2 separate regions of the Mus musculus genome follow, and region 2 is linked to region 1. The links are chromatin loops, found by intact Hi-C in ENCODE. Cell type or tissue: gastrocnemius. All regions are shown on one strand. Links, peaks and the distances in the headings refer to the core of each region. The heading gives the core; the rest is flanking DNA.

Region 1 (6,032 bases), core at 1,093-5,092:
TTCCCAGGCCTTAAGCACCAGAAGCTCTGTTGCCTTGGACTGAATCCAGGGCTCGTTCATAGTTCTTGCACACCGGCTTCCTGTGCAGGTCTTCTCCGTCCTCACTTTCCTTGAGCCTGTCTGAAGACACCTCTGTTTCATTGCCATCAGTCCCAGGATCAGGGCTCCTCGTGGAGGTCTACTAAGATGCCTTTTTTACTACCCTTTTGATTTTCCTTCAAAATCATACGTTTATAACCTCAACTTTATTTGCCATAATACTAATGGCAGTTGTTTTTTAACAAGAGTCCCAAGCATGTGTGATTTAAAGCTCTTAGGTGAGCTTTATGAGGAAAAGCAGAACTTTAGATTCAGAGCCCTGCGTTCTCCAGCCAGTGTTTCGTTCCTTGTTTTTGTACTGTTGAGACTCTTAGGTGTTTAGTCAGCAGTGGTTCTCCACCTTGCTAACACTGCAGCCCTTTAATACAGTTGCTCACGTTGCTGTGACCCCAACCATAAAATTACTTCATTGCTACTTCATAACTAATTTTCTACTGTAATATACATTCCTGATGTGCAAGATTTTTGATATGCAACCCTCCACGGGGTTTCAGTCCACAATTTGAGAACCACTGGTTAGTGGGTTTTTGTTATGCTAATTAGGGCTTATAATTACAAGTTCTCAGCTGTTTTATGTAGTGATTTTTAGTTGATGATTTTTAAAAAATCACCTAATTTATTATTCATTTGCCAGACATAACAGAAGAGTCAAATTTTAATCTGGGATCTATGAAGATTTTTTTTTTTTTTTTTTAAGGACAGCTTTCATTTTGTAGCTTGGCTGGTAGACTAGACTGACCTCGTATTCACAGCAATCCCCCTGCCTCTCTAGTGCTGGATTAAAGGTGTCAACCACCACACTGTGAAGAACTTTTATTGAAGCCTAGTGTGGTTGTACATGTTTAGAACTCTAGCACTTGGGAGGTTGATGCAGGCGAGTCTGGGCAAGATTGATCTCAAAAATGTACAATAAAATTCTGACATGAAGCAGGGTTTGTGATGCTGTGCTGACTGGGCCCTTCACCGTGACAGGTGTCCGCTGCAGTAGCCAGCTCTGTGCTGATCTGCACTGCTGTTGTACAGTAAGGTGGCATGGCCACTGTTGAGGCCTGTGCTTTTTCAGTAGCCCCAAGCAGAGGAACACTTAGCCACACTGAACTGCTTGGTAGTCTAGACTAGTTCCTTAGGCATCAGTTAATTACTGCTTCTAAGGCTAAACTATGGATCTGCAGTGTTTTAATGATTAGTTCCTAGTGCCTTTTTTTTTTTTTTTTTTCATAAGCTTGGCATTTTTGAGTAGAATGTGATGTGACATTTTTGGGAATGTCTGGTTTGTATCTGTGATCATGTAAGTGTGTGCAGGTACAGGTGTGTGTGTGTTCGCACACATGCATGTATGCATATATCTAAGGGTATACAAGCACTTGGTAAAGTCAGAGGATGATCTTGGGCATTACTCCTCAAGAGTTGTCTCCTCTGTTTTTTGAGACAAGCCTGGAACCTGAAGCTTGCTGATTTGGCTTAAGCTGGCTGGCCAGTGGTCTCCGGGATCCTCCTGTCTGTCTCCTCAGCATTCAAATTATAATTGGTCCTGCCATGCCCATCTTTTTACATGGACACTGGGAATCGAGCTTAGAGCCTCATGCTTGCATGGCAATTATTTTAGCAACTGAGCTGTTGCCTTACTTCATTTTTTAACTAGAAAAGGAACCAACAAAAAGAATCCATGAATTCTTGTAATTCAAGTTTATGACTACATTTCTAAAAAGCATTTTTTGATATATTGGAGATAGCTCAGTGGTAGAGCAGTTGCCTAGCATGGACAAGGTTCTGGGTTTGACCATCAGGACTGAAACACCAAAACAAGTACAAATTACATTGTTGCCAAACATGGTGGCTCACACTGTAATTGGCAGCACTTGAGAACCTGAAGCAGGAGTTTTTGAGTTTGAGGCCAGCCTGAGCAATGTGAATTTCTGTCTCCTAAAAACCAACCAACCAACCAAAAAAAGCTTGCTTGATTTTTAAATTGCTCTTTTATATTAAGGATTTTGGTGTGTTCTTAACATTGACATAAATACTTATTGCTGTAGCCAAATATAAGATTTAGAGGAAAAAATGAATATTTTTACTAACAATTACTGAAATTTTTTTTCAGGAATTTTTTACTTTGCAAGTTTTTTTTTTTTTTTCCTGTAGCATATAGTCTGCTTAAACCACTCATTGTGGCAATTTACCAATTTAAGATCTATTTAAACTCAGTTCTCTTTCCTTCAGGAAAGGGCAGGCCTCCCAGGGATATCAACCAAACATGGCATATCAAGTTGCAATAAGATTAGGTTGGACAATAGTTGCAATAATAAAGGCTGGATGAGGCAGTCCTGTAGGACAAGGATCCTAAAAGCAGGCAAAAGCTCCAGAAACAGCCTGTGCTCCCTCTGCTAGGTGTCCCATAAACACCAAACTATACAAGTATAACACACACGCACACGCACACGCACACACACACACACATGCAGTCCCATGAAGGCTCCCTGATTGTCAAGGTCAGTCTCTGTGAGCTCCTATGAGTCCAGGTTGAGAGCAGGTTAGTTGATTCTCCAGGTTTTCTTGTAGTGTCCTTGACTCCTCTGGCTCCTACAATCCTTTTTCCTCCTCTTGTTCAGGACTCCCTGAACTCTGTATAATACTTGGGTCTCTGCATCTGGTTCCATCAGTTGCTGGATGAAGCCTCTTTGATGACAGTCTATGAGTATAGCAGAATAGCCAGATCTAACTTTTATTTAGTTCCATAGATTATATACCAGTTATCATTCAATCATTTACTAAAAATTGCTCTTAAACTGTTTGAGATAATTTTGTTTCATAAAAGTACTGAGGCTGGCCTCTCATTTTCCTTAATCTCTTTTCAAGATGATGTAAAATATACCATTTAAAAATTAGTCAGACTGCCCTATACTGTAGTGTATTTTCAGGTACCCAGTGCTTTTCTAATTTCATAGCTGAGTCAAAGAAGCTGAAATTCTGAGTTCTTTAACTTCACTACTGATGAATTGTTGTTCCTTACAGTGCCACAAGGTTGCAGTAGTGAGAGAAGATAAACTGGAAGGTAAGAATTTGAGCAGCTGAATAAACTTTTCGCTTTGCCTCTTACGGCATTGGTTGGGTACAGTCTGTATAAAGTGTATTTGGCTATTTAACCAGACAATCTTATATTCCTTTTACTAATGGTTTTTGAATCGTTAGTCTTCTTATATTTGCCTAACTTCACATTTTTAAGGCTGACATATATAAAGTAAATCTTTGACAGGATTTCAAGACTCATGACATACATAAAAATATTGTCATGAGTTCCAGATGACATGGCTCCTTAAGCTGTGGATTGTGATACTATGTGGGGATGAAAAACCGAATCTAGACCCTGCAAAAAAGATTATCAAACTGAACTCATAACAACCAAGACTAAGCTAGCTACCCAGTGTGGTAGACAGTGAATGTAGCAGTGTATGTGGGATGATGAGCCCACAGAACGTGGGTTTCATGGCAGTGCTCAGGCATGTTACATGATGTAGCCTCACTGCAGCCTAGTTCTGAGCACATGGTCAGTGCTCTTTGCCTGCCATGCAATACCAGTGAGGATAGCCTGACCCACCGGGACGGCTCATGCCGTGGTGGATGTTCTCAGCTGTAGTCTATTCACTGTATATGCAAACTTCTGTGCTCTTACAGAAACATGATACTTTAATTATGAAAAACAAAGAATTAGTATTTTCCTACCATCGTTCCTTAGTGTGTAAACATCAAATTAGTGTGTTTGGGATTGTATTTATGTTAGGATATTAGATTCTAAAACATGCTATCTGAGTTGTTCCTTGTTTTATTTTTTATTTTTTTAAATATTTAGTAAATTTCAGCTTGAATTACAACAGGGTTTCTAACAAATCTGAAATGGCCTAAATTTACCTCCTCTATTTTGTACTTTGTATTTCTGCAAAGTGGTAGTGTTGTTAGCACTGATGGTTATAAAAGCAAAATATTGATCAACTCAAACAACATTGATATGTGCTGCATTCTGCAGGATCAAATATTCAGCCAAGATTTCAATTCTTTGCTTTGTAGAAAAATAAACACACACATTTGTTTCAGTAGTATGTTAAATTTGTTTTCATCTTTGATAATAAAATTATTATTTTGTATATGCCAAAAGGGTTGTTTTAAAATAAAATTCTTTATTACTATCAATAAATATTTAAATTGTATATTTACATATATATGAAAATGTGTGTGTGTGTGTATATATATATATATATATATATATGTATGTATATATGTGTACATATATATATGCACATAAAAATCTCTGGTTAAAAAGGAAATGTTAAGAAACTGCATAATATGTGGTGGTTAATATGTTCCCAACTCTGTGCTAGGCTGTGGGGACAGTGAACAGGTTAGGCACAGTTCTTTCCTTGTAGAATCCATAGTTTACTCCTATGATAATGGTCTTTTAATTTTGTTCTGTAGACTCAGTTCATTAGTAATACTATTATGTAGCTGCTTTTTGTAAGCTGAAATTGAAACATACAAGTAAGTCTTGGTGGCGATAAGTCTTCTCAGGTAGAGAGTACTTAACTGACTGAACACAAAGCTTCACAATCATCATTAGTCATCAGTCACTGTTTGCTGACTGTCCCTGGGTGAGACACACCCTCACAGGTGCTGGACTGGGAAGCGACTCAGTACCAACATGTCCCATTGCAGACAGAGCTTCATGTTCTTCTACTTTCTATGTAGCTGTTTGGCCTGTTAGAGGTTTTGGACCACCATAGATAGCAAATGATTTTGGTGCAGAAGAGTTTCTTGTTAAAGTCCCCACAAGCTATGAAGTTGTGTATTAACAGACTGCTTTTCCTGTTGACTTGTAGCAGTGAAGTCCAAGTTAGCTGTGACTGCCAGCATCCATGTGTACAGCATCCAGAAAGCTATGCTAAAGGACAGTGGGCCTCTGTTCAATACCGACTATGACATCCTTAAAAGCAATTTGCAGAACTGCAGCAAGTAAGCTCCTTAATGTTCTTGTGGGCTTCTTTACGAATTGATTTTGTAAGGTGTTTACACAGTGGCTGCCTCTTAAGAGTGAGTGCCAAGTCTAGTAAAACCCCATTTATCTTGCAGTAAGACACATGCCTAGTTTTATTAGTACATCATAAGGTGAAAAATAGCAGCCACAACCCATATTGAAACCCCACTGGACTCCCCATAAATCTATTTCTCATATATTTATCCTGTCATCACCACCAGAGATGTTTGTTGTGTCCCCTCTATCCCTTTGCTCTAGTCTCTGCTTGTCTAACTCTTACCCATTCTTTAAGAGCTAGATTAAATGTTGCCCTTCAAAAAATTGTTCTTAAGTTTGACGTCCCATTCCTTCCAGCCAAAAGTAACTTGTCCCCAAAGCTCATAGCCAAGATCAGATCTTGTAAATCTTTTGTGTTCTTCAGGGCATTGGACAGTGACAGGCTATGATATGTGTGGGTTTTAGACACTGATAATCATGGGTTTTAGTCTTGTTTTGCTACTTAATAGCCCAGTGGCTCTGGACAAATTACTTAGTACTTTCTAGCTTTGGTTTCTTCATCTTTAAATCAGTTGTGATAATTCCTACTTTGTGAGATTGTACTGAGGGTTCAAGTCAGTTCTTTAAAAATATTCTTGGGTATCTACCACTTTGATTTAATTATAATTTAAATTTATGGGCTGGAAAGGTGACTCAGTATTTTAGTATTCTCATTGATTGTGCAGGGGACCCAGGTTCAATTCCTAGTCCCCTACATGGTGGCTTACAACCATCTATAGCCCCAGTTCCAGGGGATCTAATACCTTCTGGCCTCCTTGGGTGTGCATATGGGGTACAGGCATACATGCTGGCCAAACACTCTTAACATATAATATCAAATTAATTAATTAAAAGATAATTTGAATTTGTTTGGTGT
Region 2 (4,000 bases), core at 1-4,000, 180 kb after region 1:
AATAATTAGAAATAAAGTTAACCACGGGAGCATAAAACTTTAATACTGAAAATTCCAAAGTTTGATGTTAGAAGAATCTCAATAAATGCAATGGCATCTTGTTCATGAATTGGTAGACTTAATGTTGTTACAATGTCAGTAATCCCTGAGTAGTTTCTTAAAGTTCAGTATAACACATGCTAAAGTTCTAGTGGATTTCCTTGCAGAAATGTAGACTGATGCTAAAGTTCTCATGTGGGATCCCAGGAGATCCCACATATCCAAAGCTGCCCAGAGAAAGGACAGAGGTTGATGGCAGCGATTGAAATAGTGCAGTGCCGGACTAGGAGACAGACAGAGAGCAATGGATTTAGCATTAAGAGTCCAGAAATGATCTATACATTTGCGGTCAGTTGATTCTCAACAAGGGTGGCAAGATCACTCTCTGGGAAGAAAACCTGCCTCTTGTCAGGGAGCCGCCCAGCTGGGAATCAACATGCAGGAGCATGAGAGCTGCAGCGCTTAGGACAGACTCTGAGCTTAGCTGTGCACTTGCTGCCCCTCAGGACAGTCTCTAATGTGGTGGCCTTCAGGAACTAGATGTGCCTTTGAATTAGCTCATCAGCTCGTGTCTAGTGCTTTGCCTGGAGTTGCTGCTTAAAATGTACTTTCCTCTCTAAATGACAGAGAAAGGATCAGTGATGTTGACGTTTATCAAAAATATTTTCACTGTCAGGAACTTCTGTCGATCTTCATTGTACGCTTCATCACAAATGTGAGTTTGCCCCTAGGTTTTTTCTTTCACCAATACGGAGTTGAAGGGACAGTTGTGCTACCCACAGTTGACATGAGTGTGTCTGTAATTTGGACCTGAAACTAGACAAGTCAACTGTCAGCTGGGCCGTTGCCCCTGACCAGATGGGTTCCTGGCCTGGTGTGAAGACTCTTGTTAATTCCCCAGTACCGAATCTGGAGCTCGGGGTTTAGGTGTGGCTTCAGCTCCCCTTCCAGTGGCATCAAACCCAGTGTTCCAGAGCTGCTCTGCTGAACGGTGCGAGCTCTTCTTTCTTCACTCTCTCCTCTCAGTGTCTGTTTGCCTCACCCAAAGTCATGTATTTGAAATACTAATGCCATCTTTCATCTCTAAATCCCTGGTCCAAGTGCTCATTATTTACAAAGCATTTTGGGATGGCTTATGTGACTGGCAATGTGTGTGGCTTCTAGCAGTGCAAATGAATTCTAATGTTTTTCTAAGTATCAACCCAGCTTGCTTCTTAGAACTGTCGTCTTAGAGTGGCAGTTGTTTGCTCCAGAACTGAGAGAGACTTTCCTTAAGTGCTGAATTTTCTTGCTAAAGTACAAATATGTGTTACAGTCATCATCTTCTCCCACTAACACCGTGGGGCCATGAGACATAGGATGGGAGAAACCACGCAGGTGCTGGAGTAGAATTCTGAGTGCTAGACAGGCTTTCTCTGGAGATGCAAGATGCAGAGAATTCTGGGGGGTAATCCCTGCCCTCCCCCCCCCACCCCACCCCTGCCTCCTTGTTTTCCCTGAGCCAACTCTGACATTAAAAGTCCTGTCTACAAAAGAGTTTATACGCTGCATTCTGTTTAAGAGCTAAATAGTATCAATTGAGGGAATAATTTCTATTTGGAGTCATTGGAAACGTTAGTTGTAGTGTGGTGTAGGTGACCACCTGTGTGTGCACGCAGTTCTACAGTAGATTCTGTCTGGCACAGGGACAGCTGACAGGCAGTTAGACCTCCAGGCCCTTACCACATGCAGAGGATTAGTTCAGAATAAATCAAAGACCCAGAGGTAACAACCTAAACACTTAGGTTGTATTTTAGCTATGTAAGGGCTATTCTGTTACTTCATTTGGCATGCTAACACAGTGGACTGCAGTGCTCAGTGCAGGTGCTGTGGAGTGTGGTTTGCAAGTCATAACACAAGGGCTCAAGAGTTGACTCGGTGGTTATGGTCACAGGCTGCTCTTTAAGAGGACACAGATTGGATTGCACATGGCAGTTCACAAACACTTGTAGTTCAATCCTAGAGGATCCAGCGCCCTCTTCTGGCCTCCATGGCACAGGTTTACATGTTCTGCACAGATGTATGTGCAGGCAAAACACCCACACACAAAAAATAAATAGAACAACAATTGTAAAGTTATAATACATAAGATAAAAATCATGTGTCTGGAAGACTTTGGAAGCCTTTTTCTCTTTTGCATTTGGTTGCTAAATTAACCCGTTTTCTATTCTAGCTACCTATGGGGATTGTCTTTCTTGAGAAATGGCTTAGAATGGAAAGAGATTGTCACCATTTTCTAAACTCATGTATGGACTAATTGTAACTGTGTATTCTTTTTTAGGAAGTTAAACACCAAGGTGCAGAGAAGTCAGAGCTGCAGCGACACAGTTCAGGACAGAGTGAGGAGCAGGCTCAGAACAGCTCCGCCCAACAGAGCCAAGGTACGAGGTGTGGTCAGCCTGGGGCTGCTGCGGCGCTCCGCCATTCTGCATCCTCCACCTCAGCACACGAAGCTCCCTGCACAGGGCAGAGGGAATCCCAGGCAGATTAGATTAATCATCTAGAGAATCCTGCAAAAAGACATGAAGGAAGAAGGTTCAAATTAGTAGACAGATGGGGAGCCATTATAGAAACCTTTCAGAAGGTTTGGTCTAGGCAAGATCCATCTTCAGGTTTTGATGTTGCTAACTCTCTTACTGATGTGTATGAGTTAGGCTAGGAATTTTTCCCATTTTTTCACACCACCCTTCCTTTACCTTCCTTCTCTACCCCTCCCCCCACATCTAAAGGACTTACGTAGAAAAAAATGCATGTGCGAGAGAGCTGGAGGGAAGGCTCAGCAGTTAAGAGCACTTGTTCTTGCAGAGACCTAGACTACATCGGGCCTTTGCTTCCCATAATTCTAGCCCCAGGGGATCCAGCACCTTCTTCTGGCCTCTTTGGACACCTGTACATACACGTACATACAGAACCACATATACAAGTTTTAAAAGATAAAAGATTAAAAAAGTCAAAAAAACCACACACATGATCTTTTATATTTCTTTCAGATCACAACTATAACTCCAGGCTCCACCCCCATTATTGGTGTTCTCTTGTCTACTCAAAACAACCGCTGCCTCTCTGCCCCTGACTTAACCATCGAAAAGCGCCTGCCCTTCGGCTCCCTTTCATCCTTGGCTTCCTTGCATAAGCCAGAGCGCTCCATCAGCCCTGAAAGCAATGACAGCATCTCTGAAGAGCTAAACCACTTCAAGCCCATCGTCTGCTCGCCATGCACCCCTCCCAAGAGACTCCCTGATGGCCGGGTGCTCAGTCCTCTCATCATCAAGTCAACCCCTCGCAACCTGACCAGAAGCCTGCAGAAGCAGACTTCATATGAGGCCAGCCCTCGCATCCTCAAGAAGTGGGAGCAGATCTTCCAGGAGCGGCAGATCAAGAAGACCCTTTCCAAAGCCACTCTCACCTCCCTGGCTCCTGAAGCAGGGGAAGAGTTTCCAGGTTCTGACACAATCCATTCCAGCAAGGAGAGGCCGTCTCTGGCCTTTAATACAAGGCTGTCCAGGGTCCAGGTGCTCTCCGAGTGTGCTGGGCCCACCTCCACTGCCCTTGAGTGCTTCCCCTCTGTTAACCAGACCAAAGTAGAACAGGACTGTGTTAGAAAACGGAGCCGTGAGTTCTCACTGGAAACCTGCCATTCCTCGGAGCACGGAGGAGCCTCCAGTGGGCCTTCTCTGGAACGGGAGCAGTGTGAGGAGTCAGGGTCCACCGTGGACGCCACATTAGTCAAAACTTGCATAAGCACAGTCATGAAGACTGCAGCGGTTAATTCACTGCTACCCAAAAATGATGTTTTGGGTGGGGTCCTCAAAACAAAACAACAACTGAAGACACTCAATCATTTTGATCTGGGTAATGGCATTCTGGTCAACAGCCTAGGAGAGGAGCCGATTCCTTCCCTGCGCAGAGGCCGGAAAAGGCG

What was found. A loop is a pair of places that touch in the nucleus more often than their neighbours do. Peaks named below come from ENCODE experiments on the same cell type or tissue, not always from the same donor. Only the 100,000 strongest peaks of a DNase experiment are listed, where the experiment ranks them.
Region 2: it touches region 1 in a loop (2.2-fold over the local background); 10 of 42 quality-filtered maps call a loop at or near these places.

Annotation. Positions count from the first base shown.
Region 1 is chr7:100,105,628-100,111,659 of GRCm38, reverse strand. It overlaps Pold3 (polymerase (DNA-directed), delta 3, accessory subunit), which reads left to right. Exons shown (of 12, transcript NM_133692.2): 4 at 3,109-3,148; 5 at 4,965-5,097. Among named protein-coding and RNA genes, the nearest start is that of Pold3, 13 kb to the left of the region's middle. In gastrocnemius, for the core only: a CTCF peak has its summit at 3,116; no DNase peak of the experiment used is centred there.
Region 2 is chr7:99,925,552-99,929,551 of GRCm38, reverse strand. Rnf169 (ring finger protein 169) reads left to right here. Exons shown (of 6, transcript NM_175388.3): 5 at 2,360-2,459; 6 at 3,069-4,000. Among named protein-coding and RNA genes, the nearest start is that of Gm5115, 5.3 kb to the left of the region's middle. In gastrocnemius, for the core only: a CTCF peak has its summit at 2,074 (motif pointing left); a DNase peak (open chromatin) is centred at 2,042; H3K27ac peaks cover 647 bases.